Linked DNA regions of Homo sapiens: region 2 is linked to region 1. Evidence: chromatin loops called from intact Hi-C (ENCODE). Cell type or tissue: psoas muscle. All regions are shown on one strand. Links, peaks and the distances in the headings refer to the core of each region. The heading gives the core; the rest is flanking DNA.

Region 1 (16,163 bases), core at 2,841-10,840:
GACTCCACAGACTTGCTTGGTTATGATGTAGCTTTGAGGTTTCCAGAGGCTGCTGCAGGGCCAGTTCCAGCCCCCTCGAACAATAAAGGAGGTGGCTGCTGAGGCTAGATCACAAAACAGGGACAGTGGCCTGAGGAACGTGGCTGCTGCCCACGATTGGCAAGGAGGTGGGAGGGAGCTTCGGAGACACGGCCCCTCTCCTTTCACCCTGAGCACCCGCTGGGCCAGCCCTGAGACACAGAGCAGACCAGAGCGCTGGGAATGAACCTGGGGTAGGGTGGGGTGGGGAGAAAGGAGAATAACCAGCCCCTCAGGGCTTGGAATTGAGAAGTGTGAAACCACGTGCAAAAGCTTCCCTGGATGACCCAGATGAGGGATATTGATCCAGGAAGGTCTTAGCAGCAGATGGGGAATTGCACGCTGGCGGGCAGTCCTGGAAGCGGGTGCAGAGGGACCCATTCCTGCAGGTCATTCCTCTCAGCACATGGACACGGGCAGTTCCCACAGATGCCAGCAAGCCACCGCCTGCAGGCAGGATGGGAGGGCGCCCACCCTTGGGGTGCTTTCTGGCTGTACCCTGATGATGGCTGCAGCCACACATCTCAGAGTGCGGTTCATGGAATACTAAAAAATGTAAATGCTGCAATCAGGGCTCTGAAAATAATGTTGCTGGAATTATTGAGGGAAATTTACAAATTAAATAGCCTAAAAGGCTGCAAATGAAAATGACATTAAATTGGCAAGGACTTGTGGAGCACAAGAATTATTTGTCTTTCCTTAAATAAGAAAGTGGTCAGAGACTGGGTCACAGAGCCAAAGCAGGATGGAGGGACCCCTGCCTCATAATGGAACTAGATAGAGGCCCAGTCCTCCGCGACCCTGGCCAGGGCGCTCTCTTCCACCAGCTGTTCCCCTTGCTGAGGCACATGGGTTGGGGAGGCTGCTGAGTGCTTGGGTCCCACATGCAGTCCATGGGGCACAGGACCCATGACCCCAGTCTCACTGATGTTGCTCCCTGGCAGCTGGGCTGCAAACATCCACAGCAGGCCGGGAGACAGACAGACCAGCCTGGCAAGCAGGAGGCGGAAACCAGGCAGTGTTTTGGGCCATACATTGGTTTCCTGGGGCTTCCTACTGGCTTGAACAAAAGAGATGTATGGTCTCCTGGTTCTGGAGGCCAGAAGTTGGAGACCATAGTGTCGGCAGGGCTAGTCCCCCTCTGAGGGCACTAGGGAAGGCTCGGTCCCAGGCCTCCCTCCCAGCTTCCAGAGGCTTCACTCACTCAATCTGCACATGGCATGGCGTTCTCCCTGTGTGCCTGTCTGTCTCTGTGTCCAAATTTCCCTTCTTTAAAAGGGCACAGCCATATTGGATTAGCACAACTTATCTTAATCATCTACACAGATCCTGTTTCCAAATAAGGTCACACTCACAGATATGGGGGGTTAAGACTTTGGCATCTTTTGGGGGACACAACTTAACCCATAAGAGCCGGCTACTCTCCACAAGGGTATTTGGCCCATTCTGTGTATTAAGCACTGTGCCAGCCTCTGAGGGGAGGTGGGATGAATAAGATGAGGGCCCTGCCTCCACGGAGCTGACTCCAGCCTCAGAAGTGCTGCCAGCCTCACTTACCAGCAAACTTTATGCAAAACTGGAAGCCCAAGGCGTTTCTGAACAGAACCTGGCTCTGTGTCTCTCTGGGAGGCGTCTGCCCCCAGGGCTGCTCAGGGCCCTCAGGCAGGGGACAGTCCTGAGGACCCTGACCCAGAAAATACAGAACAGGGAGATGTGAACATTTGGAGAGCATGCGTAATGACCCTGAGCAATTCCATCTTCAACAGGAGCTCAAAATGCAGATCCTGAGTCAAACTGCAAATGGCAACCCCTCCCCTCTGGCCCACTGTCCCCTTTCCCACAACCGGACGCCCTGCGATGCCCCCGAGCTGAGTGCAGATGACCTGCAGATGAATGTCTTTGAGTGTTTATTCCTGAAAGGCTGCCCCTCCCCATGAGGACAAAGGGAGTGAGGGTCTAGAAACATGGGTTCTAAACCCAGCCCTGTCACCAATGAGCAGCGGGACCTTGGGCCAATCCCACCTCCCTCTGGCCTTTGCTCAGAAGTTGGGTGGCTCTAAGGTCCCTTCTGGTGCCATGATTCCGACTCTATGGGGAACACAGGGAGGGCTTGGTGAATCCCCACAAGGGGACCTATACAGCAGGACCCTCCACCCTTCAGTTCCCTGGAGGAAGCAGGATGTGTCCCTACCTTTACCTGCTTATTGGTCTTTCGATCTTTACCTGGTGGGCCTCAGCTGCTCAAGCCTCTTGGCTGTGATTGGGCTTAGGTGAATACAGTGAGGCCATTGTTTTCTCCATGGGATGTCTCAGATTAGGAGCAGAGGGTGGCTCAACCAGCCTTCACAATAGGGATACCTTCTGTACGTCAGCCCTTATCTTGAGTATTGGGCCAGCCCCATCACCTGACCCAGGGCACAGTCACCCACACACCTCGGGGGTCATTACAAGCTCAGTGTTTCCTGCCCCTGAGAGATTCCAGCCCTGCTGTCTGTCCATCTTTTACAAACCAGATGAAGTTTCATCTCCATGAAGCCTTCCTGGATACATTTTTTATATTTTTTTGGCAGGGTCTTGTTCTATCACCCGGGCTGCTGTAGTGCAGTGGTGTGATCTCAGCTCACTGCAACCTCCACCTCCCGGGCTCAAGTGATCTTCCCACCTCAGCCTCCCGAGTAGCTGGAATGGCAGATGCACACTAATTTTTTTTTTTTTTTTGTAGAGACAAGATTTCACCATGATGCCCAGGCTTGTCTCGAACTCCTGGGCTCAAGGGATCCGCCTGCCTTGACCTCCTCAAGTGTCGGGATTATAGGTGTGAGCCACTGCGCCCAGCACTCCTGAATGTATCTTGATGCAGCCAAACAGTATCAACTTCTCCTCCATCTCAGCCACAATACTTATTGCCTGGACTGTATATTGAAGTTCAAATCATATTCTATGTGATATTTAAACACAGCTTCAAACATACAAACCACAAAATGCCACCACCACGTGCCTTGCTGTGGGTGTCATTTCACTCACCGTGTTAAATGCTACCAGAGTTTTCAATCTGCAGACAGGATATTCAGTTCTGGGAAATTTTCATGTATGTTTACAAATAACTTCCTTCCTATTATATACTCGTTTTCCCAAAACTCCAACTTGGACATCCTGGATTTATCTTCTACTTCTAATTTCTCTCCTGAATTCTCAGAGTTGAAAGTTATGAAATACATATTGAAAGAATGCCCCAAATACTCTGTACAATGTAAAATTAGGCCCATTCAAAGCACACTGTCATGAACTCTGGGGATATTGAGGGCACAGAGAAGACTCTACAAGCTTCCAATCCTACATATAGATAGATGTAATAGGAAGGCTGAAGGATAAGAGTGGCCTCAGACTTCTCATCTACAACACTAGAAGGTAGCCATGCCTTCAACACTCTGAGGGGGCTGGGTGAAGTGGCTCATGCCTGTAATCCCAACACTTTGGGAGGCCAAGGTGGGAGGATCACTTGAAGCCAGGAGTTCAAGACTGGCTTGGGAAGCAAAGTAAGGCACCCAATCTCAAAAAAAAAAAAAAAAAAAAAAAAAGTTTAGAAAATTAGCCAGGTGTGCTGGTGCACACCTGTGGTCCCAGCTTCTTGGGAGGCTGAGGTGGGAGGACTGCTTGAGCCCAGGAGTTCAAGATTGCAAAGCTGTGAGCAACACTGCACTCCATCCTGGGCAACAGAGTGAGATCTTGTCTCTAAAATCAAAAACCAAAACTGAGGGAAACTGATACCCGGATAACAATTACATACCCAGCTAAGCTACCAAGCAAGTGTTACGGTAAAATAAAAACAGGGTCAGATATACAAGCTCTCAAAACTTTACCTCTCAAGCATCTTTTTTCAGGAAGCTATGGAAGGACGTACTCAATTAAAATGGGAGAATAAAGGAAGAAACAAGAAAAACGATCCAGGAACCAGGGTCGGCCAACCAAGAGGGAGGCAAGGGCCTCTCTGGGCTGCAGGGCAGAAGCCCCGGGAAAGAGTTCTTCAAAACACTGAAATGAACAGACTATCGGACAGGAATTTATCAAAAGGAGAGTTACACAGCTGGGGAAGAATTTGGTGATAAAATAGCCATAAACATCTGGAGAACTAAGTGAAAGGAAGTTCAAGACAATCAGTAAATCCAGAGAAAAGAAAAAGGTGGCAGAAAGGAAAAATAGTCCTAATATATAGTCCACCGCTCATTTGTGAACAGTAGTTACCTAACCCATCAACATCCATCTGACCCAAGGTAAGAATTCAGTGGCGGATGAGGAGGTAGGAGGGGTGGGGTGGGTGTGAGGAGGAGTTAAGTCCTCCTCTTCCGTAGCCAGTAGGAAACGCTAACGATGGAAATCTGTTGTTTAGAGACATGGAGGCAAAACAGAAGAGAATCAGCTGGAAGAGCTAAGAGCCCCGCTGTGGAGGACAGGAAGTGGGAGGTGGGAACTGCTTTTTTTCAGACATCTCCTGTAACAGCGTGATTCTAAACTGTGTAACTTTTTGTTTGTTTGTTTGTTTGTTTTACAGGAACACGGATTTGATTTTTTTTTTTTTTTTTTTTTGAGACGGAGTCTCGCTCTGTCTGTCGCCCGGGCTGGAGTGCAGTGGCGCGATCTCAGCTCACTGCAAGCTCCGCCTCCTGGGTTCACGCCATTCTCCTGCTTCAGCCTCCCGAGTAGCTGGAACTACAGGCACTTGCCACCAAGCCGGGCTAATTTTTCGTATTTTTAGTAGAGACGGGTTTTACCGTGTTAGCCAGGATAGTCTCGATCTCCTAACCTCGTGATCCGCCCGCCTTGGCCTCCCAAAGTGGTGAGATTACAGGCATGAGCCACTGCGCCCGGCCTTGATGTTTTAATAAAAATACAGTTCTACAAAAGGTGCTTAACACAGCCCCGGACGGGGTTCTCAGGTGGAGTCAGCCCTAGGACCCCTAAAAGACGCACGCAGACAGAGCCTGCTCCCCCCACGCTCCCGCCAGCACCGGGACCCACTGAGAGCCACTGCCGGGTGTCCTTCATATAAAAAAAAAAAAAAAAGGCGGGTGCAGTGGCTCACGCCTGTAATCCCAGCACTTTGGGAAGCTGAGGCGGGCAGATCACCTGAGGTCAGGAGTTTGAGGCCAGCCTGGCCAATATGGCGAAACCCCGTCTCTACTAAAAATACAAAAATTAGTTGGGCGTGGTGGTGCGCGCCTGTAATCCCAGCTACTCGGGAGGCTGAGGCAGGAGAATCATTTGAACCCAGGAGCTGGAGGTTGCAGTGAGCCGAGATCGCGCCACTGCACTCCAGCCTGGGCGACAGAGCGAGACTCTGCCTCAAAAAAAAAAAGATAGAAAGAAAGAAAGAAAGAAACTTACTACACAAAGCTCTTGTTGAAACGGTGTAACTTGGTTGAAATTACAAAAAGCAGGGCCCTAGCGAGTTGCTTGGCCGTGCCGTACGCGCAGGCGCGCCCACTCCCACCCAGCAGGAGGACCCCGCCATCGTCAAGTCGTGACCTGTCATCCACACAGAGGACTGTCGGGGCCAAGTGGCCTCTGACGGGAGTAGGGGGTGAGAATCCGAGGTGGACCCTGGGAGAGCGCAGTTGGCTGGGGTGCTGCGCTGAAGGGGCCTCCAGGGTCAGGGCAGCAGGCGTGAGCCAGTGCCTGGCATGGAGTGGGGCTCCCTCGCCCCTTCCCGGCTGCTGCTCAGCGGCTGATTCCGCGGGCCCGGGGGCGCTCCAAGGGGCGTCGGTCCCGCGACGGCCGCCAGGTGGCGCCAGAGCCCGCCCAGCCGCAGCCCCTGCGCCTGCCAGCCCCGGTGCCCGCCAGCCAACGCCAAACCCAACCCGGCCAGGGTCCTGGGTCTCCCGCCCCTCCCTCAGAGTCTCCGAGGGGCGGGAAATGGTTTCCAAAAGAATTCAAATACATTCAAAAGCAGACCGGATGTAACGAAGAAGCCAGTCCAGGTTCTCTTACACCTCCAGCGGAGCCCCGCCGCCTGTTTCTCTCTAAAAGCAAATCCCAGACGATCCATCATTGCATCTGAAAATATCTCAGTTCCGAACTCTATAAAATAAGGACTCTAAAAAAAGTATAGTCCCGGCCGGGCGCAGCGGCTCACGCCTGTAATCCCAGCACTTTGAGGGGCCGAGCCGTGTGGATCACCTGAGGTCAGGAGTTCGAGACAAGCCTGGCCAATATGAATAAACCGTGTCTCTACCAAAAACACAAAAATTAGCCGGGCGTGGTGGCGGGAGCCTGTAATCCCAGCTACTCGGGAGGCTGAGGCAGGAGAATCACCTGAGCCCCGGAGGCGGAGGTTGTTCTGAGCGGAGATCACATCATTGCACTCCAGGCTGGGCGACAGAGGGAGACCCCGTCTCAAAAAAAAAAAAAAAAAAAAGAAAGAAAGAAAAAAGAAAAAAAATTATAGTCCCTATGTCGTGACCACACACGTTTAACAAATGCGGGTTCCTGGATCAGGAATCTGAGCCCGAGAGGGGACGGGAATCTGAGCCTTGTGACAAGTTTTCCCTGCAAAGTCTTGGGGTGCTGTGTGCAGAGGAACAGGACAGACTCCCCCTGAGCTCTGCTCCAGTACTGCTCCAGAGGCAGATGGAGAGCCGGCGTATCACATGCGGGCATCAGGATGGCATATTTGGGGGAACAGGGGTTTGGGAAGAGCCAGGTCGGATGGAGAGGGCAGGGACAGGCTGGGGAGCCCTGGTCCCACCCACACCCTCCCCACTTGGGGACCTCTCTTGTCTCCAAACATTACTCGGTCAGCCGGACGGTGAGTGGTGCCGTGGATAACAGGTCCCTTCTTGGGCTGCTGTGTCTAGTCCCTTAACTTCAATGCCCTTTTTAAGGCTTAAACCTTAGGTCGTTGCTCTGTTCCAATAGTCACACGTGCTCGAAGAACTGACCTGCTCATTTGGCCCTCAGCTGCCACCACGAGGCTCCCTCCTGGAGCTATTCCTCCCTGGACCGGCCACAGGGGAGGGCCCCAGGCAGCGTGGCTCCTCCAGTCCTGCCGCCTCTCTCATGCCACCTGTGTTTCCGAGCCAGTCCATCCAAGGAAACAGACAAGGTAGCCATGAGCATGAGTAGAGAGGTGCCCACGTTCCGGACCACTCTCGCTGTATTTGTCTCCCATCTCCATCAGAAGACTCCGCTGAGCTCCAAGGCAGGTGGGGTCACAGGCTGAGGCTGAGGACCAGCTGTGTGTTAAAAGCCAGCCAGTCTTGGGCAGAGGACCTCACCTTTCTTGGACGCAGATCTTGGAACCAGTACAGTGGCACCAAGGGCAGGTCTGAGGATTCAAGGTGACATGACAATCTTGAACGCTGAACCCAATGCCTCCCTAAGTGATGTTCTTGTCAAACAAGCTTCTGCCAGACGCTCTCCTCAGACTGTCCATTTTCACTCCAGATCTTTCTGTTCACTCATTTATCCTCTTGGCAAATACGTATTGTGCACCTACTGTGTGCGAGGTGCTAGGGATGCTGCAGCAATCCAACGGGCACCAATCTCCCCTCACAGAGAAGACATACTCCAAAGAGGAAAGGGGCCTCGCTGTGATGACAGGCAGTGCAGGTGTAGACCATGGCCTTGGACAGGGGTTCCAAGTGAGACGTGTTGCAGGGCCTGAGGCAGGCTCACCTAACTCGCCCAGCACCTGCCTGGGGAACCATGGGACCTCTCCCAGCACCCCCAGGCCACATCTCAGGGGAAGGGCACACTGCCTGTTCCCTGGCCCTTCTTTCAGTGTCCTCTCCCCCTCTCTCCCTTTGCTGGTTTCTCCACGCCTCTGGCCCACATGGCATAAAACAGGGTGTCTTTGGAAGGCTGAGGAGGCTTGCTGCAGGCCTGGCCACTTGGGGAGACACCGAGTCAATCAGATGAACTCTGGCTTACCTCCTCGGACCATCAACCATGGCCAGGAAGGTGGGTCACATTGTACCAAAGGCCACTGGGACAAACCTTGCAACTGTGAGGGTGAAGAGAGGAGGTGGGCAAGTTTGGAGGGCTGGGTTCCTGCTAGCTACCACCTCCTAGCCTCCCACTAGGTTTTCTCCCCCACCATAGGGGCCCACTGTACATTCTGCAGAGGAGGAAACTGAGGCATACAGCATGAGTTAGTTTCCCGTGGCTGTTGTAACACATTACCACAAGCTTGGTGGCTTAGAACAGCAGAAATGTATTCTCTCCCAGTTCTGGAGAACTCTGAAATCAGGGATCCAGGGGCTCTAGAGTGGAGTCTTGCTTCTTCCAGCTCCTGTGGCTGCCAGCTTACCTTGGCTTGTTGCTGCATCACTCCAATCTGCATGGCCAGCGTCTTTCAATCTTCTTCCACTCCGTCTTCGCGTGGTCTTCTCCTTGTGTAAAATGTCCCTCTACCTTTCTTATGAGGACATTTCCCACCACATTTAGGGCCCACCTGGACCATCTGGGACAGTCCCCATGTCAAAAGCTTTAACTTAATCACATCTGCAAAGACCCTTTTCCAATAAGGTAAGGTTGACAGGTACCAGCAATGGGGACCTGGTGTCTCTGGGGGGCATTATCAGCCTATGACAGGGACAGGAGTAATGTCCTCAATGGCACACAGCCGATTAGGTGGTGCAGTTGGTGTCTGGACCCGGGTCTGCCTGAGGAACCATGCTGTCACTCAACACATCCTTGTTCCCTTGTGGCCCAGAAGTCTTTATTCAGGGGCCACCATCAGGATGGTTTGTTCCATCCTCAACTCCTGTCACCAAGCAGTCAGGCCACCTGAGTTGAGGATGCTGAGAAAGCTTCGCTGCCTTAAGGCATTTCCCCTCCTGGCCTGACCCAGCACCTGGGCTGTTACCTGGAAGGAGGACTGCAGAGATGGCAGCTGCTGTCTCATCAATTTCCTCATTCTTCATTCCGCAGGGATCTAGCCTCTACAGGGTGGGGCACCAGGACCCACCAAAAGCGGGGCCCTGAGGGCTGGGGCAGAAGAGAACCATTCTGATTGCACCCCTTGGGGCAGGTCTGGAGAAGCGGAGTTTTGGGAGAGAGAAGTAAGAGGACACAGGAGCCTGCCTTGTCCTTCTCCTGCATCTCCAAGAGGAAGCTTTTCAGGCCCACTAGTGTAGGACCAAATGCTGAATTAATGAATCTATTGTTGACCATCTGTTGCAGTTAATATCACAGGGAGAGACAACCCCACAGGGTGCCCCTCCTGGTGGAAAAGCACAGGAGCCCCCCACAGAGGTGCAGCCAGCGAGGTCCAGGCCATGGGAAACCCTGAAGGACAAATGGCCTGCTTCCTCACCCATGCACACACATTCACACATGCACATGCACACATGTGCACATACACTCACACATCCACACATGCATATGCACACATGCACACGCACATTCATGCATGCATATGCACACACACTCACACACGCACACACACACTCACATGCACACACACATTCATGCATGCATATGCAGACACACTCACACATTGACACATGCACATGCACCCACGAGCACACACATTCATACATGCACATGCACACACACATTCACATGCACATGCACACACAAGCACACATACATTCACACATGCACATGTGCACACACATTCAGCATGGACATGCACACATGCACACACACATTCTTGTGTGCATATGCACACACGCACACACATTCATGCATGCACACACATTCACACATGCACAGGCACACATGCACACACACATTCACACATGCACTTGCACACATGCACACGCACATTCATGCATGCATATGCACACACACATGCACACACGCACACACTCACATGCACACACATTCACGCATGCACACACACTCACATGCACACACATTCACGCATGCACATGACACACGCATTCATGCATGCACATACACATACTCATGCAAATGCTCATGTGCACACACACACACATACATGCACACCCACAAGCACACATGCATGCTCACACAGATGCAAGAAACAGGGTAAAAGGGGCTTAAAAGATGGATCAAATTATCTCAATGTGTAAATCTTATTTGAATCTTGATTCAAATAAGCAAGCTATAGTTTAAAAGATAGTTTAGAAGTTTAGAAGACAACTGGAAACTTAAACACTTCCTGGATATTTGATGAAATGAATAAGGTATTTTTAATTTTTTAGGTGCGATGATGGTTTTATGGTTATATATAGGTTACATATATTGATATTATGGTTGTATGTATAGAAAACCATAATGTATTAGCTATTAATATGATAATAATATCGAATATTGATATATTATGTATTATGGCTTTATATATATTTACATATATATAAAAAGAAGTCTTACTGTTTAGAGATGCACACTGACGTACTTACAAATGAAATAATATGACGTCTAGGAGTTTCTTTAAGGTAATACAAGAAGGGGGAAGTGGGTAGGAGCATAGATGAAACGAAACTGGCTGTATCTTGTTGAAGCTGGGTGATGGGTACATGGGGGCTCATTAGACTACCCAGTCAGCTTGTGTATTTATTTAATTTTTTCACAAGAAAAAGTTAAAAATATTAAACAACAAAAGACATAGGGGCTATTCCAGGGTTACTAACAACCCAAAGGAAATGCTCCCGTTCCTGTCTTTTCCTCAAGACTTCCTGCTCTGCCTGCTCCCCCAGGAGTGGAAGGTCACCTTCCCACAGGAGGTACTAGGGGCGAGTGACCCTGAGCAAGGCTCACTAAGGCAGCGCTGTAAGTGACACCAGAATCCTGAAGTTCCGCTCATCCTGCTTATGAAAGGATCATTCTAGACTGCAGGGGTAGGGGTGGGGGGTGATGTCCCTCAGTCACCATTCTTCCATCAGCATACCTCTTCCCCTTCCCTGCTGCTTTTGGTGCCTCCCCGGTTGGAGTCTTACTTTTGGAAGAACACGAAGATCCCAGATAGGAACAGGACTCACTTCACACCTCTCGCTACCTGCTTGGACTGGAAATCATCTGGCAGGATCCATCCCACCTCCACGGGTGCTTCTGAGGCTCCTGGGACCTTAGACCTGGAGGATTATACAGATTCACCAGGAGCCGCCATGAATCTCACTGGGTTGTGCTATCCTCAAGATCCTGGAGCTGAGAGGGCTCTGGCTGTGGCCACACCCATGATGGCTCTTCAGTCTCCTTGGCCTTCCAGAACAAGGGGCAAGAAATCAAACAGCAAGCATCTGGTTAGAGGCTGAAACACAGTCATTCAGTGGTATCAAGATAGAGAGGAGACAGAATATGGGGTTCAGTGTCTTCCAGAACAGAAAGAACATGAAATACAACCTTTCACCTAAAGATACTGAAGGGTTATGCTGTAGGCAAATAGAGAAGCCAGGAAGGCCAGCCTGAGCAAAGCCAGCAGCCCACCCTTAGCTGCACCAAAGTGATTTGCCCGTCTTCCATCTGCCTGCCAATATAAAGTAGGAATACATATCACCCAGAGCCTCTTTTTCACATGCAATGTCTCGAATTCAATCAAAATTACCATCGAGACACATCCTTGAAAAAAATTAGCAAAAGATCTGAACACTTCACCAAAGAAGATATATAGATGGCAAATAAACACATGAAAAGATGCTCAAAATCATTAGTCACTAAGAACAATAAAACTTATTTATTTACTTATTTAGTTTTGAGACAGAGTCTTGCTCTGCTCCCAAGGCTGGAGTGCAATGGCGCCCTCTCAGCTCACTGCAACCTCCACATCCCAGGCTCAAACGATCCTCCTGCCTCAGCCTCCCAAGTAGCTGGGACTACAGGCCTGTGCCACCATGCCTGGCTATTTTTTGTGTATTTTATAGAAATGGGGTTTCACCATGTTACCCAGGCTGTTCTCAAACTCCTGGACTCAGGCAATCCACCTGCCTTGGCCTCCCAAAGTGCTGGGATTACAGGTGTGAGCCACCATGCCTTGCCAAAAATGAAATTTAAATGAGATATCACTACACACCCACTGAAGTAGCTAATATTAAAAAGACTGACTGCAAATGTAGAGCAAATGGAACTCTCATACACTGGTGGTGGTATAATCACATTGCAAGACAGCTTAGCAGCTTGTTAAAAGATAAAACATACACCTACAATATGACCCAGTTATTCCTCATCTAGGTATTTATCCAAGAGGAATGAAAACATATGAAATGAAAACAGGCATGGTGGCTCATGCTTGTAATCCCAGCACTTTGGGAGGCTGAGGTGGGAGGGCTGTTTGAGGTCAGGAGTTCAAGACCAGCCTGGACAACACAAGACCCTGTCTCTACCCCCCAAAAAAAAAAATGTAAAAATTAGCCAGGCCTTTGTGTTGCACCTGTAGTCCTAGCTACTTGGGAGGCTGAGGCAGGAGGATTGCTTGAGCACAGGAGGTTGAGGCTGCAGTGAGCTATAATTAGGCCACTACACTCCAGCCTGAGTAACAAAACGAGACACTGTCTAAAACAACAACAACATAGTTTCACAAAAAGATTTGTACAAGAATGTTGCAGCATTTTGTTTTTTTAATAGCCCCAAAGTGGAAACAATCCACAAGTTCATCAGAAGGTAAATGAATAGACAAATTGTGGTATATCCACACAATGGAATACTATTCAGCAATAAAAAAGAATAAGCTATTGATATATACAATTACACAATAAGTCTCAAAATAATTATTCTGAGTGAAAGAAGCCATACCAAAAACACATACAGTGTGATTTGATTTATATAAAATTCTAGAAAATGCAAATGAGTCTATACTGATAGTTCAGTGGTTGCCTGGGGATGGTGGGGGAGGACATAGAAAGCAATGGATTACCAAGGGACACAAGGAAACTTCTGGGGGTAATGGATACATTCATTATCTTGATTGTGGTGATGGTTTCACAATAAATACGTATGCCAAAATTTATCAAATTGTATATTTTAAATGTGTGAAGTTTATTACATATCAATCATACCTCAGTAAAGCTGTAAAAAAATTACTAGGCATACCAAAAACAAGACCAAATGAGAGAGAACCAAGGGGAGAATAGAAAAGGGAAACAGGTTCACAGGTGATCTAGATATTGGAGTTATTAGATGTAGATTTTTAAATAAATATGTTGACATGGTTTGGATCTGTGTCCCCAGCCAAATCTTATGTCAAATTGTAATCCCCAAGGTTGGAGGTGGGACCTGGTGGGAGGTGATTGGATCGTGGGGATGGTTTCTTGTGGTTTAACACCATCCCCCTTGGTGTTGTCACAGTGAGAGTGAGTTATCTTGAGGTCTGGTTGTTTAAAAGTGTGTAGCACCTTCCCGCTCCCTCCCTTCCTCCTGCCCTGGCCTTGTGAAGACATGCCAGGTTCCCCTCACTTTCCACCATGATTGTGTTTCCTGAGGCCTCTCCAGCCATGCTTCCTGTACAGCCTGCAGAACCATGAGCCAATTAAGCCTCTTTTCTTTATAAGTTACCCAGTCTCAAGTTTTTTTGTTTTGTTTTGTTTTGTTTTGTTTTGTTTTGTTTTGTTTGAGACAGAGTCTCGCTCTGTCATCCAGCCTAGAGTCCAGTGGCACAATCTGGGCTCACTGCAACCTCCGTCTCCCAGGTTCAAGCGATTCTCTCACCTCAGCCTCCCAAGTAGCCGAGATTACAGGCATGTGCCACCACACCCGGCTAATTTTTGTATTTTTAGTAGAAATGGGGTTTCACCACATTGGCCAGGCTGGTCTCAAACTCCTGACCTCAGGTGATCCGCCTGCCTCAGCCTCCCAAAGTGCTAGGATTACAGACGTGAGCCATCATGCCTGGCCAAGTATTTCTTTGTAGCAATGTAAGAATGAACTAATGCATACGTTCGAGAAGATAAATAATTATTAAAGAATATTTAAAAATAATATTTTCAAGAAAATAGGAAGGAAAAGGTGGGGAGTATTGTTAGAAACCTCAAATCTAAAAAAAGAGAATAAAAAACATAAACTGAACAATAAAATAGCTAAATTCAAGACTCTAGTAGATGAATTCAACAGCAGACGAGAACTGCAGATAAGAGGCTTTGTTAACTAAAAGTTAGCTCAGTAGAAAATATTCATATTGAAGGACATAGGCAAGGGAGAAAAAAATAAGATATAGAAAATGGTATAACAGACACATGAGACCCAGTGAAACAGCCTAATATACATGATTCTGGTGCCCCAGAAAGACAGGAGAGACATTGAAGCAGAAATAACATAGGAGGGGATAGTGGTCAAGAGTGTTCAAAAAATGATGAAAGATTTCAGTCACAGATTTAAGAAGTTCCATATGACCTGTAAGCAGGATAAATACAAAGAAAACCATGCTTGGTTCCACTGTAGTAAAACTGCAAAAAGCCAGAGTCAAAGAGTAAATCTTAAAAAAACAGCCAAAGGAAAAAAGAAAAAGATATATTACCTTCAAAAATAAAGGCAAAATAAAGTTGTCTTTTTTTTAATAAGCACGCCAACAGAATTTTTGCCAGCAGACCTGCAGTAAAGCAAATAATAAAGCAATTTATTTGGGAAGAAGGAAAATGATACCAGATGGAAGCACAGTAATGCAATGAAGAATAATGATCCTGGGAAAGAATAAATAGGTGGGAAAATCTAAATCTAGATCCTGTAAGGACTAAATGCCTGTCCTTGGAGTACCAAGTAACGGTGCAGCATGCGCTGTTCATCATGAGCTGAGTTTACCTAATCCACCAAGTCATAAAGCTGAATGTGTGCAGCTTGCATTGCATAGCAGCTGTAAGAATAAGCTCGCTCAGGTCCAGAAGGTACAAATAATTGCCCGGGTCAGCAGCTCAAACTTTAATGGTATCCACTCCTACTTTTTTGCTACCTCTCCCTCAACTCACAACTATGGCTTCATAGTGAGTTCCCTCTGCCTACTTAATAGACGATGAAGAAAAATCAATCTATTGTTTACAGAAGGGTCATCAGATGGAAGTGTATGACCACTGCACTAAGTTCCATGCAGAAATGGGCCCAGAAGACAGTAGTGAAGGGAAAGCCTCCCAGTAGACAAATTTTAGCCAATCTAGTTGTCTGCTTTGCTTTGGAGGCAAGATGGCTTAGGGTATGGCTCTACATTGACTAATGGGTAATGGGTAATAGATTGTGTGGCTGGTCAGGAACTTTGGTCAAAGCCAGAAGACTGGTGACCAGGAAGTCTGGGAAAGAGGTATGTGGACAGAGGTCCCAGAATGGGCACCACATGAAGATACTCATGTATCATGCACATTCCCATCAGAGTCACCCACTGCAGAGGAGGCTTTCAATGATCAGGCTGATGAAATGATCAATTCCTCCTGTGAATGTCAGCCAGCTTGTTTTTCCCCTACCCAATCCTTCCTCAGTAGGTACCCGCCACTGGGGCTCATATGGATGCCATTACCATTGAGTTCCCAAACTGCTAAATACTAGAAATAACCAACATTGAATCCCTGACATTGCACCATCCACAGGAACCAGCCAGCCCCCTGGAAATAGGTTGATGCTAACTTTGTATCACTCCTTCATGAGGCGGCTATCAATTTGTCCTCTTAAGGATGGAGTCCTTTGGAGTAACTAACAGAATTTTATTATTAAAACAAACAAACAAAAGAAGAGTGGAGTCCTATTCCAGATACAGACTTGCTTTCCCTACTTGCACTGCTTCTGCCAGTCCCACTGTTTGAAGATTTCCAGAATGCCCTATTTATTGTCATGGTAACCCCTACAACATCATCTCCAACCAAGGAACTCATAATAACAAAAGACCTGTGGCACTGAGTTTATGCCCAGAGAATCCACTGGTCTTACGCTGTGCCTATCGCTCAGTTGCAACTGTGTGGGTGAATCTGGGAAATGGCCCACTGAAGGCTCAGTTATGGCACCGAGTGGAGGACAGAACCCTGTGAGGCTGGGGTGCTCCCCTAGACGATGTGGTAGATACTTTAAGCCAATGGCCAAAATATGGTGCTGTTTCCCCTATAGCCAGAATACATAGGTTCCTGTTCTTTGAGAGAGTATTCCTGGAGACTCAATTTATTTGTTCTGAGGGAGATGCTGGAGATTTGAAGAGAGTGGAGAAGGCAGGAAATAAT
Region 2 (16,163 bases), core at 3,462-11,461, 110 kb after region 1:
GCATGCTCCCTGGGGGAAGGGCTTTGCCCCAGGCAGATCCTTTGGAGGCCTGGCTGCCAGAAGGAGCTGAGGAGGGGGCTGGGCTGGGGACTGGAGGGATTGGAGGGAAGGGAGCCTTCCCAGGTCTGGTGACATCTTGGCAGGCTGGGAGGCTACCACTGGAGGCTTGGAGCCTTGGGAGGAAGGAGGGGCCAGGGGCTGCTGTGTGGGAGTGGAGGTCAGAGACTTGTTGGGGGGCCAGAGGGCTGGACCCCCAGGAGACGAGAGCAGGCCGAAAGAGGCAGGGGTTGGCTTCAGCAGGGAGGGGTCCGTGCACGGCAGTGGGTGAGGAATGAGCCCGGCCGCCCGGGCCTATCAACAGTGTGAGCTCAGCGTTTTCAGTAATTGTCTCTGCGCAGAGTGATATTTAAAATACATTTGGGAGCCAATGAGGCGGGAAAGTGGCTGCGAGAGCGGCTGCCAACTCGGCCGCGGGGCGGGGGTGCAGGCGGGGGCTGGGGCCGGAGGCTCCAGGGGAGGGTGTGCTGGGGAAATCGGGCAGGGGACAGCCTGGATGCATCTAGCAGACTCATTATTAGAGTAATTTACACAGACGAATTCGGCTCCAAACACAGTTTCTCCCGATGCAGGCATGCCCGTTGTTCCGTGTGGGTGTGTGTGTGAGGCCTTGTGTGAGCGTGGTGTTGGGGAAGGAGTGGGTACAGGCGTGTGTGCCCGAGGCTGGGGGCTGCATCCAGACTGGTTGCTGGTTCCTCCCACTCCTGAGCCCCTCAGCCTCTCTTCCACTCCCCCAGCTCCCCTCACCCAACCAGGTAGAGCACCTGAGCATCATCTCCCAGCCATGCCTCGTGGAGGATGTCCAGAGGCTCCGCCAGATGGAGAAAGAGGAGGAGTTCCGGGCAGCAATGGTGAAGGCCCATGATTCTCTGGTAGAGACAGAGGGGCCTGACATGAAGGAGAAAATGAAGGAGCAAATCCGACAGTGGTTTATCGAGTGCCAGTCAGTGTCCTCAGCTGACCCTACCCTCCATCCTTCATTCCCTTCGCTCAGGGTCCCTCAGGGCTGCTCCTGCCCCATCCCCTGCATGGGTTCTGCCTTCTAGTCCAGATGGGGCCTTTTCTCCTCTACCCCCAGGTCCCCAACACACTGCTGACCCTCTTGGTTTCAACAACTTTGGGCCCCCAGTGTACAGGACCATCTCCACACCTGACTTCTCAATTCCACAAGGGAGAGAAAGTGCCAGAATAGGGTGGGGAAAGCACCCATGGATGCCCCCTGAGTGATCTGTCCTCCTGTTTGTAACAATCCATTTCTCCCACCTCTCCCTCCGTCACCCTGGTCCTTTATTTTTCTCTGGTGTTCTCCATCCATCCACCCACCCTTTTATCCGCCTCTCCATCTACCTATCCATCCATCCACTCACCCGTCTACCCAACTGTCTATCTATCCTTCCATCTGTCCATCTGCCCATCCACCTACCCACCCTTCTACCTACCTCTCCATCTATCTACCCATGCATCTGCCCATCTGCCCACCCACCCTTCTACCCACCTCTCCATCTGTCTATCCATCTGTCCATCCACCCACCCACCTACCCACCTCTCCATCTCCCCATCCATCCATCCACACATCTACCCACCCTTCTACCCACCTCTCTGTCTATCCTTCCATCTGTTCATCCACCCACCCACCCTTCTACCCACCTCTCCATCTATCCACTCATGCATCTGCCCATCTACCCACTCACCCTTCTACCTACCTCTCCATCTATCTATCCATCTGTCCATCCATCCACCAACCCTTCTACCCACCTCTCTGTCTACCTATCCATCCATCCATTTGTCCATCCATCTATTCATCTTTCTGTCCAATCATCTTTTGTTCACTTAGTGACCTTACTGGCCGGTTCCCTGATTATCCAGATGCGTCTTCAGGTGGATCCTACTCAATCTTTGCAGACAAAACGCCAGAACAGGTACCCTGTTGGAGGTGGGGCAGATGGTTTTTTGTGGCAGGTGGAGCCTGAGGCTACAGAGAATAGCGAGTGGGGTGGGGTAGGGGGTCAGCCTCAATGGAGGCAGAGGTGGCTGGGGGAAATGCAGGCAGCTAGAAAGACGGCATGGGGAAGAGGAGCAAGGAGCAGCTGCGGCTGGAGCAGGCATTGTGGCTGGGAAAGGAAGGATGTCTGGGTAGACTGCAGTGGCTCCAGATCCCGTGGCCCAAGAGAGAACAGTGGCTCTCACCAGAACGCTCCTTCTTGGGCACCCTTTCTCCTTGGACCCCAAAGGAGTCTCTGCATGCTCAGCTGTCCCGACCCCATCAGTTACTCTAGGCCTAGGGAATCGTTGGTTCACCCCAGTATCAGGCCCTGAGCCTGAGAGATCGCCAGCTCTCTTCTGTAAAACCCAGGGCTCTCTTCTGTAAAATCCCCTTGATCTTCTCTGAAATGTCTTGGGTCATTGGTCACAGGTGAGAATGGAACTGGAAATGCAGATGCAAGAGAACAGAAAAAAGGAACAAGAGAAGAGCAAGGAAAAAGGAAAGGATGAAAAAGAGAAGAAGAAAGGAAAGGAAGAAAAGGCCAAGAAGGGGGTAAGATACCTCTCGGATGCATGGTGTGAGGGACAGGGAGGAGAAGGTGTGGGGGAACTCGTGGTAGGAAGATGGGTTCAGGTAAGATTAGGGCCAGAGTCTGTGCTAGGCAGAGGTGAGGAAGTCAAGGTCAAAGAATGTTTCTATTCTAGGAAGTGGATGCGGTGTTGCAAGTGTTGCCATCCAAATGTATCCCTATGATCTGTGCCGGGCATGAAGAATACTTAAGTAAGAGGGGAGATGGCTGGGGAAGAGTGTCTGTGCCTTGTGGGACCTGGGGCCCTGGGTCCTGGAGAAAGTGGGTGTCTGCACACGGACCATGAAGTGGCAGTGTGGGTGTGTAGGCAAAGGGGACAACACCAAATGAGGAGAGGGAGGTATGGTGTGCTTCTTCGGGTGGGGGCGTTACAGATTTGGGTCTGAATTCTGTGGCCACAGGCCTTGGGGTCAAGCCTATTTGCCGTCTGGGTAGAAGCAATGCCAGGCTGGTGGGTGGGGACAAGGCAACCAGCCAGGGCCTGGCTCCTGACCTGTGTGCACACATGTGTCTGTGTGCACGTATGTGTGCATGTGCTTGTGCACGCATGAATGCATGTGTGTATGCACCCGGCACTCTGACCTTCACGCATCCATCCATTCTCTGCGGTCAGATACATGGAAGAACCGGTGTGAGAGCATACACCCCAGTCAGAATTATGACTCCGAGACCCTCCGGGAGGAGAAGAGGAAAGAGGTGGAGCTGGAGATCCGGATACAGGTGTGAGCACAGGGTCAGGGCTTCCCTGCAGGCCACCACCCTGTACCCTCCCCCATAACCCACATTTCCAGCCAGATTCAGGCTCCTCCCCACCCATTTCTCTGCCTCTCTCTTGTCCTGAACACCCAACCCCAGTCCCCAGCTCATCCTCGGTAGACTTTGCTGCCTCCATGCATGGTCCTAGCTCCACCTGCTGCCCACGTCAGTTCCCACCTTCCTCTGCCTCCCCCGGTCCCACTTTCTTCCAGGGCTAATGCAGCAGGGGTGTGGAGGGTATGGGAGGGGCTCGGAGCCAGGGTGTCCACACCCCCCCACCATCCTCAGGAACCCTCTGACGACGTGTCCCACCCATGCCGTGGGCTTCAGGAGTGTTCAGTCATGTGATCTTTCACACAACCCATGAGGAAAGTACCGTGGTTTTCCTGATGGTACACACGGGAAACTGAGGCTAAGCGGTTATGCAATCATTTAGGTCACAAAGACCTCAGCGGGGGATCTTCGGTTTGAATTCCATCTGGGGGCTTCTCCGCATGTTGAAGGCTGTTAAGAACAGGGCTCCTGAGAGAGCAGGAAGAGGATTAGGCCTGGGTGTGAACAGGTGCCAGGAGGGAGGGAGGAATGCAGAGGAATGTTCGGGAAGGCATCAGGGCTGTCCCTACTGCCTTCATCGGGCTCACTGGGCTCTTCTGTAAGGCTCCTCCCCTCCTTCCCATCCCTGCCTGCCTGCTCCTCTCCCACCTGTCCTCCCAGCCCCAGGCCACCCCGCCACACCTCGGCTGTCTCCCCTAGGTGGATGAGCTGATGCGTCAGGAGCTGAGGAAGCTCCGTCTGGCTGTGGACAAGGAGGAAGAAAGACCCCTGAGGGCTCCAAAGGCAAGATGAGGGGCTGGGGCTGGGCAGGGGAGGGCACACAGGGAGGCAAGGAACAGGGCACAGTGACCTACGCACTCGTTTCCAACCAGAAAACACCTGGGAAGAAAACTGGGAAAAAGAAGGAAAAAGATCTGACCTCAGACAGGTAGCAGGACCCTGTCGTGCCCACTTTGCATGGTGGTGGTGGTGGAGTAAGTCCCAGTCCAGGGACCTGACTGCAGGTCCTGGCTCTGCTGCTGTGAGACCTTGGGAAAGTCGCTTTCCCTCTCTGACTCCCTGGCCTCGTTCACCAAGTACCTGCCCTGCCAAACTCAGGTGATAGCCGTGGGGATCAAGCAAAGGCACAAGAAAGGGCTCTGTACGTGAGATGCAGAGCGAGATCTCAATGGAGTTTATAATCAGGTCATTGCTCTCCACTTCCAGATCCTTCCTCCAACCTTTGCCTTAACCAGCTCTGTCTCTGCCAAAGTCATTTCCCCCTGGACTTCCCACTCTGAGACATTAAGGGACTTGTCAGTGGTCCCTTCCTGCTGACTTGTCTGGTAAAGAGAGCTCACAAGCGACTTGACGTCAGCTGCTTGAATTTAATGTCTGTCTCTCCCAGGAGCACTCACGTCTTAAATGTAGTTTCTAAGAAGAGGGCAATGCTTAACTCAAATGACTGGATTTCTAATGGTGGACCTTTGGTCAGGGGGCAGACTAATGAGTGTCACAGAGGCCCCTGTCCCCCTCACACCCCTCTTACAGAGCACCCACTGGGGGAGGCTTGCCTCCTGGGACAGTGATTTGGTGCCATACCTGATTCTGCCTGTTTGCAGGCACTGTAGATGTTTTTGACCACAGAATGTTGTACAGGAGAACCACTGATACCCTGTCTTCATGACAACAGCCCCCATCTCTGCCTCCATTTCCCTGTGTTCTCACTTGCTAATGTCCCTTGTGGTGGTGGGGGTCTTCCTGTGCCATCCTCTGCCAGGTCTGTGGAGTCTCTGTACGAAGAGCTTGTTATTTCTGGCCTTCTAAGGAAGAGTGAGTCAGTAGCATTGAAAGACTACATAGGTGAGACCCCTCCCAGAATGCCTGTTCCCACTCTGTGGCCAGGTGCCAAGGCTCCCCTACCCCCATCCACCAGCCCCGCCTTCCCTGTGGCTGATCACCTGATTGCCACTCGGAGAGTGTGCCTGTCACTCAGTGGCTGCCTATCGCCACAGGTGACTTCCTGTATCTTGGATCCACTCTGAGTTTGGTGAAGAAGTTGCCCATGCCATCCCTGTTTGACATACGACAGAATGTGGCTTTGTATGCGGTCCTTCGGCTTGGTGAGAGGCTCTGGGGGTGTGAGGAGCCAGCTCTGGGCAGGCAGCCCTTGGGGTGAGGGCTGGGGTCAGGGTAGGGTGGCTGAGGTGGACATGTCCAGCCTGGGCCTCCAAGCCCCAGGTCCTCCTGCCCTGCCCAGGCCCTGCTGGAGGTCACACCCAGATTGGGCCACTCCAGAAATCAGGTGGGCCCTTGACCTGCTGAAAGAGCCCACGCTGCCAGCCCCTTACTCAATCCCAAGGGACAACCCAGGGTCTGTTCTGCTCCCAGAAGACCACCAGCCCTATACCCCCTGAGCTGAAGAGCTTTCTGAAGTGATTTATCCCATGCCTTCCTTTTTTTTTTTTTTTTGAGATAGAGTCTCAGTCTGTCGCCCAGGCTGGAGTGCAGTGGCACAATCTCAGCTCACTGCAAACTCCACCTCCCGTGTCCCGTGCCTTTCAGTTCCACCACTCATAATCCAGGAGTGGAAGCAGATGGAATGGAAAACAGAAAGGGCATTAGTGGGGGTAGCAGGCTCCTCCCAGACCCATGCACAACTCCTCATACTGGAGACTCATAAGCCATTCAAAATTTCCTGCTGCCACTCCCGGCTCCCAGACCTAGTGGACTAGGGGACCTGCTGGTGTTGGGGAAGGTAGTATGCCCTGTGATCTGCACCTCCTCCCCCAGCCCTAGGCCCTTGGCCTGACCTTACGCAGTCATCTCCAGCCCTGATTCCTGCTGCTGACCTGTTGCCTGGCTCTGGCCCATTTCCTTGCTCTCAGGCTCCCCGGATATCCACATCATGGCCCCACTCATCCGCTCCATCCTCCTGGTGGGCCCCTCTGGCATGGGGAAGAAGATGCTGGTCAAGGCAGTGTGCACAGAAACTGGCGCCAACCTGTTCGACCTGTCGCCGGAAAACCTGCTGGGCAAATATCCTGGCAGGAATGGGGCACAGATGATGGTGCATATAGTCTTTAAGGTCCGGAGCCCCCAGCTTTTGGCATTTGCGGTTCTCAGACCTGTGGCAACAAAGGAGGGGGGCTTTGAGGTCACGTCACCCATCAGCCTACTGGGTATGATTTCAGGTGCTGAACTGGTGAGGTCTCCCTACCAACCGGGCTAGGAGCTTGGGTTCCCCCTGCAGCCCCTGTGGTGGGGGAATGAAGGGAAAAGGGAGGACACAGAGCAGTTTCTTTTCATGGTAGGATGAGACTGAATATGCAGCTCCCCCATGGGGGGCAGTGACTCAGTTTACCCTGAGGTGTGAGATATGTGCAGCAGCAGGCTGGGAGGTGGGACTTCCAGGTGTGGGGAGTGGAGACGGGGCTCCAAGGTCAGCCCCTGCTCAAGGCCGGCCCTCATCCTGCCTTCTGACCAGCAGGGACATGACCCTTCTCCAGAGACATCTAACATCTGATTTCTACATTCTGACCCATCCAGGTAGCCCGACTCCTACAGCCCTCTGTGATTTGGATTGGAAATGCTGAGAAGAATTTCTATAAGAAGACCCCCAAAGAAGACAAGGAGGTGAGGGAGCATGGATGTGAAGGCCGTGTGGGCAGGTAGCGTGAGCTGGGGCTAAGCTGGAAGGCCTGGGCTTGTTCCAGTCGCTCCAAACCCCAACCACTGGGGCCTTGCACATGCCCCTCTACTCCTCACACCTAGTTTCCTTGTCTCAAAGCAGGATGGGCAGCCTCCTCATCCCGCTAGGGCTGAGGTGAGGCTGAGGGTGGGGTGGGCTCTGAGAACTTGGGAGCCCCATACGCTGGGCCACTGTGCCCCAGCCCCACCACTCCTCCCTCCTCCCCTGGAGCAGATGGACCCAAAGCGGATAAAGAAGGACCTCACCAAGGCCTTGCGGCTGCTGACTCCCGGAGACCGTGTGATGCTGATTGGGACAACCTCCCGGCCACAGCTGGCCGAGATGCGGGGTCTGTGCCGGGTCTACGAGCGGATCCTCTTCATGCCCCGGCCTGACTACGCATCCCGCTATGGTGAGGCCTGGGGATGTGGGGACGGCTGCGCCTACCAAAGCCTGCCCACCTCCCGCCCCATACCCCATTGCTGCTGCGAGCCCTCACCCCCACAGCCCGGTCTTCTGGAAGGGCTGCTGGACAAGCAGCCCAGTGGCCTGGGTCCTGGCTTTGGCTCTGTGGACGCGAGCAGGTGGTCTATGTCCTCCGAGGCTCTAATTCCTCGGGTTGAGTTGGGAGGATGACCCTTGCCTAGCTTGAGATCCAGTACCTTCCCTGGGGAAGGGGAGCTGATGGATGTGGAGCTGCTCCCCGGAGCACAAAACTCCTTCCAGATCCAGGCGGGGGCTGCTCAGGCCTTGTTGCCCCTCCCTGGTGCCCACTGCCCCTCCAGGCCCCATGTCTTCCACATGCCTGCAGTGCTCTGGAAGCGTATGATAGAGGCCCGGGGCATCCAGCCGACCCAGCACCTGGACATCAGTGCCCTAGCCAAGGTCTCCGATGGCTACACGCCGGGTCACATTCTCCAAGCCATCCAATCGGTGCTGAGTGAGCGGCGGTTCCTGCAACTGTCCAAGCGGCCCCTGGTGGCCTCTGAGTTCCTGGGACAACTGGTGAAGCTGGATCCAGTGTACAGGGAGGAGGAGGAGTCCCTGAAGGTGAGGTGGCAGGGCCAGGGGCTGTGGGTAAGCAGCGCCCTTGGGGAGTCAGCCCCCTGAAGCACAACTCGGACCCCTCTCTCTGCTCCCACAAATTACCAGAAGACAATCAGTGGAAATGTGTGTGGAGCTCAGCTGGGAAGGGAGCAGGAAATCACCAGGAAATGCCAAGGCTTCGGGGCCGTCCCACCTGGTTTCCCTGAGGGTGGGAGCTTGCAAGAACCACCGAGGTATCAGGAGCCCTTTGTGGGTTCTGGTAGCAGCTGCCACCCACCTTTCCCACCCCCGAGTCAGTGCCCCTGCCAAGGATGGCCTTGGGAATGCAGGAGAGAGGGCTGCAGGTGTGGAGGGAAGAGGGCTTGCCCACTAAGAACGGCTGACATTGTACCTGAAGCATTTGGTGGGGAGCAAGGGAAACCCCAGCACTAATAGGACCCCCAAACCCAGGAGGAGAGGAGAAGAGGCTGCTGAGGAAACAATCTGTAAAAGGGGGAGGGGTGAGGTCAGGATGGGTCTGAGGGCCTTACCACTCCTGTACCCACCAACCCAGGACTGGTACTTCAAGACCCCACTGGGCAAGAAGAGCATGAAACACAGGATGGACCAGTTGGAGGCCGAGGAGGCCAAGCTGGACAAGGAGAAGAAGAAAAGGAAGTGATGGCTAAGGCTTGCGGGCACCTGAGATTAGTGGCGTGGGACAGGGCAGTGGCCCAAGGGTAAAGGGATGGGGCAGAGGCATAAATGCCCAGATGACTTGGGAACAAACTCTTCTTGTCCATCCATGTCCGTGTCTTCCCACCCTTCCCTCTGTGCCCCCACCTGTGCCTGGCGCTGTCTAGCCCACACCTCTCTCCTGGGCCCTGGCCCTTGCCAGCTCACTGCCACCTCCTTGCTCTGCCTCCTAGATCCCTGTCCTCAGCCCCCACTTCCAGGTCTTCATCTCCTTGTCATTGTCCTATCCTGGCTCCCTGAATCTCTTCCTCCTTGAGGTATTTAAGGGAGAAAAAATAGGAAGAGGAGAGAGGGAAAGAGAAGAGTAGGGAGAAGGAAGGTCTGCAGTCAGATAGAAAAAGCACAGGTCTGGAAGTTAACTGTCCCTGGTTCTAAATGCACTTGGCACTAACTCCCTGTGTGACCTGGAGAGTGCTTTCCTGTCTCTGGGCCTCAGTTTTCTTACTTATAAAGCAGAGAGAGATTGGACCAGGAATTTCTAAGGTCCCTTTTACTCTAGGGTTTGACTATTGTAGCAAAAGTGTCTGGGAAGTCAGGGCAGAGAGGTGCTTGGGGAGTGGCGGGGGCAGGATGGGAAGCAGGGCTCAGCAGAGGTGTGGGGAAGCGGTAGGGCTTTGTGACTAGGGTAAGGGCTGCTAGTAGACCCAATGCTGCAATGGACATGGGAGAGCAGCATTGGATCGACCCAGTTTCTCAGAGTGGCCTTCATCTCTTTCCTCTAAAGACCTGTCCCCTGGCACTCTGCCTGCCCCAGCTGTGCACTGCATCCTCTGACCACAGCCTAACCCTCAGGGCTCAATGGGATAGAGCCTCCTGCCCCTGGGGTGGGAGTCCATCTGTGGGTTTCCCCTTGCTGGGGAGGGAACAGCTCAGGGGAGAACGGGGTCAGAGAACTTAGGGAGCAGGGGCAACCATACCACCAAGGGCTGGTGAGCCCCAGAGTGTTCTCTTGAAAGAGGCAGACCCATGGACCATGTACACAGTGTGTGGATGAAGGCCAAGGTGTGTCCACAGGTAGTAAGAGACAACAGGAGACCTGAAACTATAAAACCCCTAGAAGAAAACATAAGGGAAAGCTCCATGATATTGGTCTGGGCAGAGATTTCTTGGATATGACCTCAAAAGCACAGGCAATGAAAGCAAAAGTAGATGAATGGGATTGTACCAGACTAAAAGGTTTCTGCACAGCAGAGGAAATGACAGAGTGGAGAAACAATCTACAGACTGGGAAAAAAATATTTGCAAATCAAACATCGGATAAGGGGTGAATATCCAAACTACACAAGGAACTCAAACTACTAAATAACAACAACAACAACAAAATACCCCATTAAAAAATGAACAAAGGACTTGAACAGACACTTCTCAAAAGAAGACATACAAATGGCCAACATATATTGGAAAATATGTTCAACATTAGTAATCAGAGAAATGTGAATCAAAAACCATAATGAGATATTATCTCACACCTGTTAGACTGGCTATTATTGAAAAATGAAAGATAAGTGTTGGCAAGGATACGGAGAAAAGGGGACTCTGCATGGTTGGTGGTGTTGTAAATTAGTACCATTTTGAAAAATAGAATGAAGGTTCCTCAAAAAACTAAAACTAGAATTACCTTATGATTCAGCAATCCCACTACTGGGTATATACCCAAAGGAATTGAAATCAGCATGCAGAAGAGGGGTTTGCACCCCCACGTCCACTGCAGCACTACTCACAATCGCCAAGAGATGGAAACAACTGGTGTCCATCAATAGATGAATGGATTTTTAAATGTGGTGTATCTGGAGGACATTGTGCTAAGTGAAATAAGCCAGGTGCAGAAAGACAAATACCGCATGATCTTGCTTATTGTGGAATCTAAAAAAGTCAAACTCATAGAAGTAAAGGGTAGAATGGTGATTCCCAGAGGCTGGGGGCTCGAGGGAGGTGGACAGGGAAAGGGAAAGGGAAGACATTGGTCAGTGGGTATGATGTTACAGGTAAATAGGATAAGTTCAGGTGTTCTATTGCACAGCAAGGCGACTGTAGTGAATAATGATGTACATTTCAAAATGGCTAAAAGAGGATTTTAAATGTTCTCACCACAGATAAATGGTAAATATCATTTGATAGATGTGATAATTACCCTGATATGATTACACATTATATACATGTATCAAAATATTATAGCCCCATAAATATATACAATTATTTGTCAATTAAAAATGAAACTTTTTAAAAAGCAATTGATTTAAAAAAATTTTTTTAAGCCAGCGTGAGCCAAAGGGGCAAGACCAATGGGGCTGGAGCACCTCAAGCCCATGGTGGGCAGTGGTGGGTCAGAGCTGAGCCCGAGGGCCTGGTTTCTCATCTTCTTTCTCTCTTTTTTTCCTTTTGATCCACCCGGCCCCCAAACAAAAGTCAGTGCCTGAGTACACAGAGACATTTCTCCTTTCTCACTCTCTAGTGAAGAGACCCCATGTAACCACAGCAGGGGAGAGATGCCACCCAAGGTCATCCAGGGAGATGGGGGGGTTGGCATCAAGGACGAGCATGGGGAGTTTCTGTGGCTTGCCTGTGGGTTACGCTCTGTTACTCAGGCACACGTCTGTCTAAGGGAGCCCCCTGAGGGGTGCCTCACACAGCGAGGGCAATCTGTGTCACTACTGTGAACTCCTCCCTTGGTTTGGGAGTGGGAAGGTGCAGGGCTAACAGATGACATTTGGAAGGGCAGGAAATATTATCTGGCACCCACAGGCCTTCCCAGTGGGATCAGAGCCCAGGCAGCTGGAGGCCGATTTGGTGAACAAGAAAGAGCTCAAGGCCCTGGGTTCCAGTCCTGGCTCTGCAACAAGCTCTCTGCGTGATCTTGGGAAATTCACTTCCCTTTAATGCCGAGATGACGGACTGGGCAGCATGGTCCGGGTGGTCCCTTTCCACCCTGAGGTCATACAGCCCTGGGGTGAAGCTCAGGGTTGGCGGGCTCAGGCCTCACTTGTTCTCCTGCCCCTCCCTAATTCCCCCACCCGGCCTGACTGACAGCTGGGCCAGTCAGGGCTATTTATGGCTTTGCCTGATGTTGTGCTCCCCTGCGCCTCCCATGCTGGGCCCCACCCAGCTCGGGCCCAGCACCCACCTGCCCAGTCCACCAGCAACATCGCTGGGAGTCGTGCTGCTTTGGCTCTCCCAGAACAAGCCATGCCCTGGGGAAAGAACTCCTCTCCCCACTGGGGACACCATCTGGGGTGCCTTCCCTCCGCCCCGGCCTGCCGGATCTGGAGGCCCCACTCCCGCCCAGCCTGGGAGCCCCCTCGGCCATCACCACTGCTCTGCCAAGACATGGCCCTGCAGAATGCCCTCTACACCGGGGACCTGGCAAGGTTGCAGGAGCTGTTCCCCCCGCACAGCACAGCCGACCTGCTGCTGGAGAGCCGGGCCGCAGAGCCTCGCTGGAGCAGCCACCAGAGGGGTGAGGGGCATCTGGGGGTTGCTGAGAACCAGGGGGCTGGGCTGACTGCCTCGGCCACAGAGGTCCTAAGGGCTTGAGTGAAAGGAGAAGCCCCCGGCTGTTTCTCCCCGACCTCAAAGCTTGCCCAATAGCCTACACCTTGGCCCAAGAACACAGTCATGTGGAGCCCAGAATAGCTCCTGCTGGATGCGTGGCCAGGTCAGCCTCGGAGCGTGGGACACAGGGGCCTTCTGTCTGTCTGTATTTCCCTCCTGCTCTCTCTCTCTCTCTCTGCCTTTGGCATATACCTCTCCTCCTCCCCACTCCCCTTTCCCTGCCCACATGCTCATGAGTTGGTCTCCAGAAGAGTGCAAGGGGCAGGGAGAGCCCCTCGATGACAGACACCCCCTCTGTGCCAGGCTGGTGGAGAAGCCCAGCAGAGGGTCTGAGGAGCACCTCAAGTCTGGCCCGGGACCCATCGTCACCCGCACAGCCTCAGGACCTGCCCTTGCCTTCTGGCAGGCAGTGCTGGCTGGGGACGTGGGCTGTGTCTCCCGCATCCTCGCGGACTCCAGTACTGGCCTGGCTCCTGATTCCGTCTTTGATACCAGCGACCCAGAGCGATGGAGGGATTTCCGCTTCAACATCCGTGCTCTGAGTACGGGCCGGGGCACTGGGGGCTCTCAGTGGGAGAGAGGGGAGGCTGCAGATGGAGCTCTGGGCTCCCTCTTCCTGCCTCTGCCCACCTCACCCCATTGGCTGGAAGGTCTCTGCCTTCCCTGGGGATCTGAGGCCCACGTCTCCCCTCCCTAGGACTCTGGTCTCTGACATACGAAGAGGAGCTGACCACCCCACTGCATGTGGCAGCCAGCCGTGGCCACACGGAAGTCCTGCGGCTGCTGCTGAGGCGGCGAGCAAGGCCAGACAGTGCCCCTGGGGGCCGCACCGCCCTGCACGAGGCCTGTGCTGCAGGCCACACTGCCTGTGTTCATGTGCTGCTGGTGGCAGGAGCCGACCCCAACATCGCTGACCAGGATGGGAAACGCCCCCTGCATCTCTGCCGGGGGCCTGGCACCCTTGAGTGAGTGACCCCTCACCCCAACCCCCAGTTCCACTCTGAAGGGAAGCAAAGAGGCCTTCTCAGGGAGGATGGGGGAAAATGTCAGGGACCTGGGACAGAGCAGTCCAGGCTTGGGGCGCGGGTCAGGGTGCAATTACTTCCCAAGCCATCCACCCGTTGACCCCATGAACTTTGGAGTGGCCTGGACTTTGGACAGTTTTCTGGTCTCCCAGGGGTGGAGGGAGGCTGTGGCAGGGGTGCAGTTGCATGGCCCGCATTGGGAAATTGCCTGGCTCCATTATGGGGAGGTGGTGTTGCTTAAAATTTTTGAAAACACTTTCTGAGCTTATCCTATGTTCCAGGCACTGTGCTAAGCACAACAGCAACTAAGTCCCTGAGGCCCTGCCCTCAGGGAGCTTACTGTCCAGTGATCCAGACAGGGAGTAGAGGATGGTGGCCCCAGTGAGGACCTGCCTGGGTCCCTCTGGGTAGGGTCTGGTTTTCCAAGACAGGTCTAGAATCTCCATATTGGTAGGGCACCCTCAGATCATGGGCTCAAGGGACTCTCACTAACTAAACTCCCAAGAAACTGATGAATACACCCAAATGTGCCAATGTATCATTTATTGTAGGGAATAGTCCTTTGCAGTGACATAAATAATTGCAACCCAAGTGTAAGGAACGTTGTAGGATGGGATCCCAATTACAATTTTGTGAACTAACTCTACATCCTATAGAGGCCCTCTCTCTACTGACTGCACACCTGCAGGTCTTGTCTCTTGCCTCTGAAAGGTGCCAAATTATTGACCCTGGGGTTCTCCTTTCATGGACCCTCTCCTTCTTGTTAATCTCATCAGCCTCTAGAGGATTCCACAGGCTTAATCATACTATGGTTGAAGATGTGTTCTTTACTAGCGTGGCCCAGTGGAAACCTAATGTGAGCCATATATGCAATTTACAGTGTTCTAGCAGCCCTATAAAAAAAATGACAAATGGCCGGGCACGGTGGCTCACACCTGTAATCCCAGCACTTTGGGAGGCTGAGGCAGGTGGCTTGCTTGAGGCCAGGAGTTCGAGACCAGCCTGGCCAACATGCCCAAACCTTGTCTCTACTAAAAATACAAAAATTAGCTGGGTGTGGTGGCAGGCGCCTGTAATCCCAGCGACTCGGGAGGCTGAGGCAGGAGAATTGCTTAAACCTGGGAGGTGGAGGTTGCAGTGAGCGGAGATTAGATTGCGCCACTGCACTCCAGCCTGGGAGACAAAGTGAGACTTTGTCTCACAAAAAAAAAAAAAAAAAGACAAATATGTAAAATTAATTTTCAAAATGGTGGTAAAATATACATGAAATTTGCCTTTGTAACCATTTTTTATTTATTTATTTATTTTTTGAGACGGAGTCTTGCTCTGCCGCCCAGGCTGGAGTGCAGTGGTGCGATCTCGGCTCACTGCAAGCTCCGCCTCCCGGGTTCACGCCATCCTCCTGCCTCAGCCTCGCGAGTAGCTGGGACTACAGGCCCCCGCCACCATGCCTGGCTAATTTTTTGTATTTTTAGTAGAGACGCGGTTTCACAGTGTTAGCCAGGATGGTCTCAATCTCCTGACCTCGTGTTCTGCCCGCCTCGGCCTCCCAAAGTGCTGGGATTCCAGGCACGAGCCACCGTGCCCGGCCTTTTGTAACCATTTTTAAGCGTACAGTTCGATGGCATTAAGCACATTCATGTTGTTGTTCAACCATCGCCACCATCCATCTCCAAACTTTCTCATCTTCCCAAACTGAAATTCTAACCCCATCAAACACTAACCACCCACCCCACCCTGTCTCCCAAGCCCCTGGCAATCACTATGTTACTTTCTGTCTCTGAATGTGAACACTCTGGGGACCTCACATAAGTGGAATCATGTGGTATTTGTCCTTTTGTAACTGGCTTATTCCACTTAGCATGATGTCTTCAGACTTCACCCATGTTGTCCCATGTTTCAGAATTTCCTTCCTTTCTTTTTTTTTTTTTTACTCTGTCGCCCAGGCTGGAGTGCAGTGGCGTGATATCGGCTCACTGCAAGCTCCGCCTCCCGGGTTCACGCCATTCTCCCGCCTCAGCCTCCCGAGTAGCTGGAACTACAGGCGCCCACCACCGCACCCGGCTACTTTTTGTATTTTTTAGTAGAGACGGGGTTTCACCGTGTTAGCCAGGATGGTCTCGATCTCCTGACCTTGTGATCCACCCACCTCGGCCTCCCAAAGTGCTGGGATTACAGGTGTGAGCCACCACGCCCGGCCGAATTTCCTTCCTTTCTAAGGCTGAATAACACTCCTTTATATGTGTATAGCACATTTTTATTGAATGTTTATTCATTCACCCGTTGAGGGACACTTGGGTTGCTTCCACATTTTGGCTATTGGGAGTAATCCTCCTGTGGACATGTGGGTACAAATATCTTTGAAGCAGGTTAAATTAATTATATTTTATTTAACACAACATATCCAAAGTGTTATCATGTTGACATGTAATCAATATAAAATTGAGGCCGGGCGCAGTGGCTCACGCCTGTAATCCCAGCACTTTGGGAGGCCGAGCCGGGTGGATCACCTGAGGTCAGGAGTTGGAGACCAGCCTAGCCAACATGGTGAAACTCTGTCTCTACTAAAAATACAAAAATTAGCTGGACATGGTGGCGGGCACCTGTAATCCCAGCTACTCGGGAGGCTGAGGCAGGAGAATCCCTTCAACCCCGGAGGTGGAGGTGGTAGTGAGCCAAGATTGTGCCACTGCACTC

Evidence for each region. Hi-C counts contacts between places; a loop is a spot of excess contacts. Peaks named below come from ENCODE experiments on the same cell type or tissue, not always from the same donor. Only the 100,000 strongest peaks of a DNase experiment are listed, where the experiment ranks them.
Region 2: a loop joins it to region 1, with 3 times the contacts of the local background. A loop is called at or near these places in 4 of 110 quality-filtered maps.

What each region holds. Positions count from the first base shown.
Region 1 is chr7:151,293,315-151,309,477 of GRCh38, reverse strand. No RefSeq gene overlaps it. Among named protein-coding and RNA genes, the nearest start is that of NUB1, 40 kb to the left of the region's middle. RefSeq lists a silencer at 5,775-5,944 and an enhancer at 5,286-6,144. In psoas muscle, for the core only: CTCF peaks have their summits at 5,659 and 5,861 (motif pointing right); a DNase peak (open chromatin) is centred at 5,867; H3K4me3 peaks cover 906 bases; H3K27me3 peaks cover 1,791 bases.
Region 2 is chr7:151,183,635-151,199,797 of GRCh38, reverse strand. DRC11L (dynein regulatory complex subunit 11 like) reads left to right here. Exons shown (of 19, transcript NM_001304419.2): 6 at 795-1,000; 7 at 1,892-1,976; 8 at 2,471-2,593; 9 at 2,746-2,821; 10 at 3,244-3,350; 11 at 4,140-4,223; 12 at 4,313-4,368; 13 at 5,200-5,282; 14 at 5,435-5,542; 15 at 6,308-6,507; 16 at 6,969-7,055; 17 at 7,345-7,522; 18 at 7,922-8,160; 19 at 8,711-8,925. The coding sequence ends at 8,818. It overlaps ASB10 (ankyrin repeat and SOCS box containing 10), which reads left to right and starts at 12,548. Exons shown (of 6, transcript NM_001142459.2): 1 at 12,548-12,983; 2 at 13,139-13,406. The coding sequence starts at 12,668. RefSeq lists enhancers at 180-1,166, 3,108-3,847, 11,461-11,550. In psoas muscle, for the core only: a CTCF peak has its summit at 8,067 (motif pointing left); a DNase peak (open chromatin) is centred at 8,047; H3K4me3 peaks cover 276 bases; H3K27ac peaks cover 2,692 bases.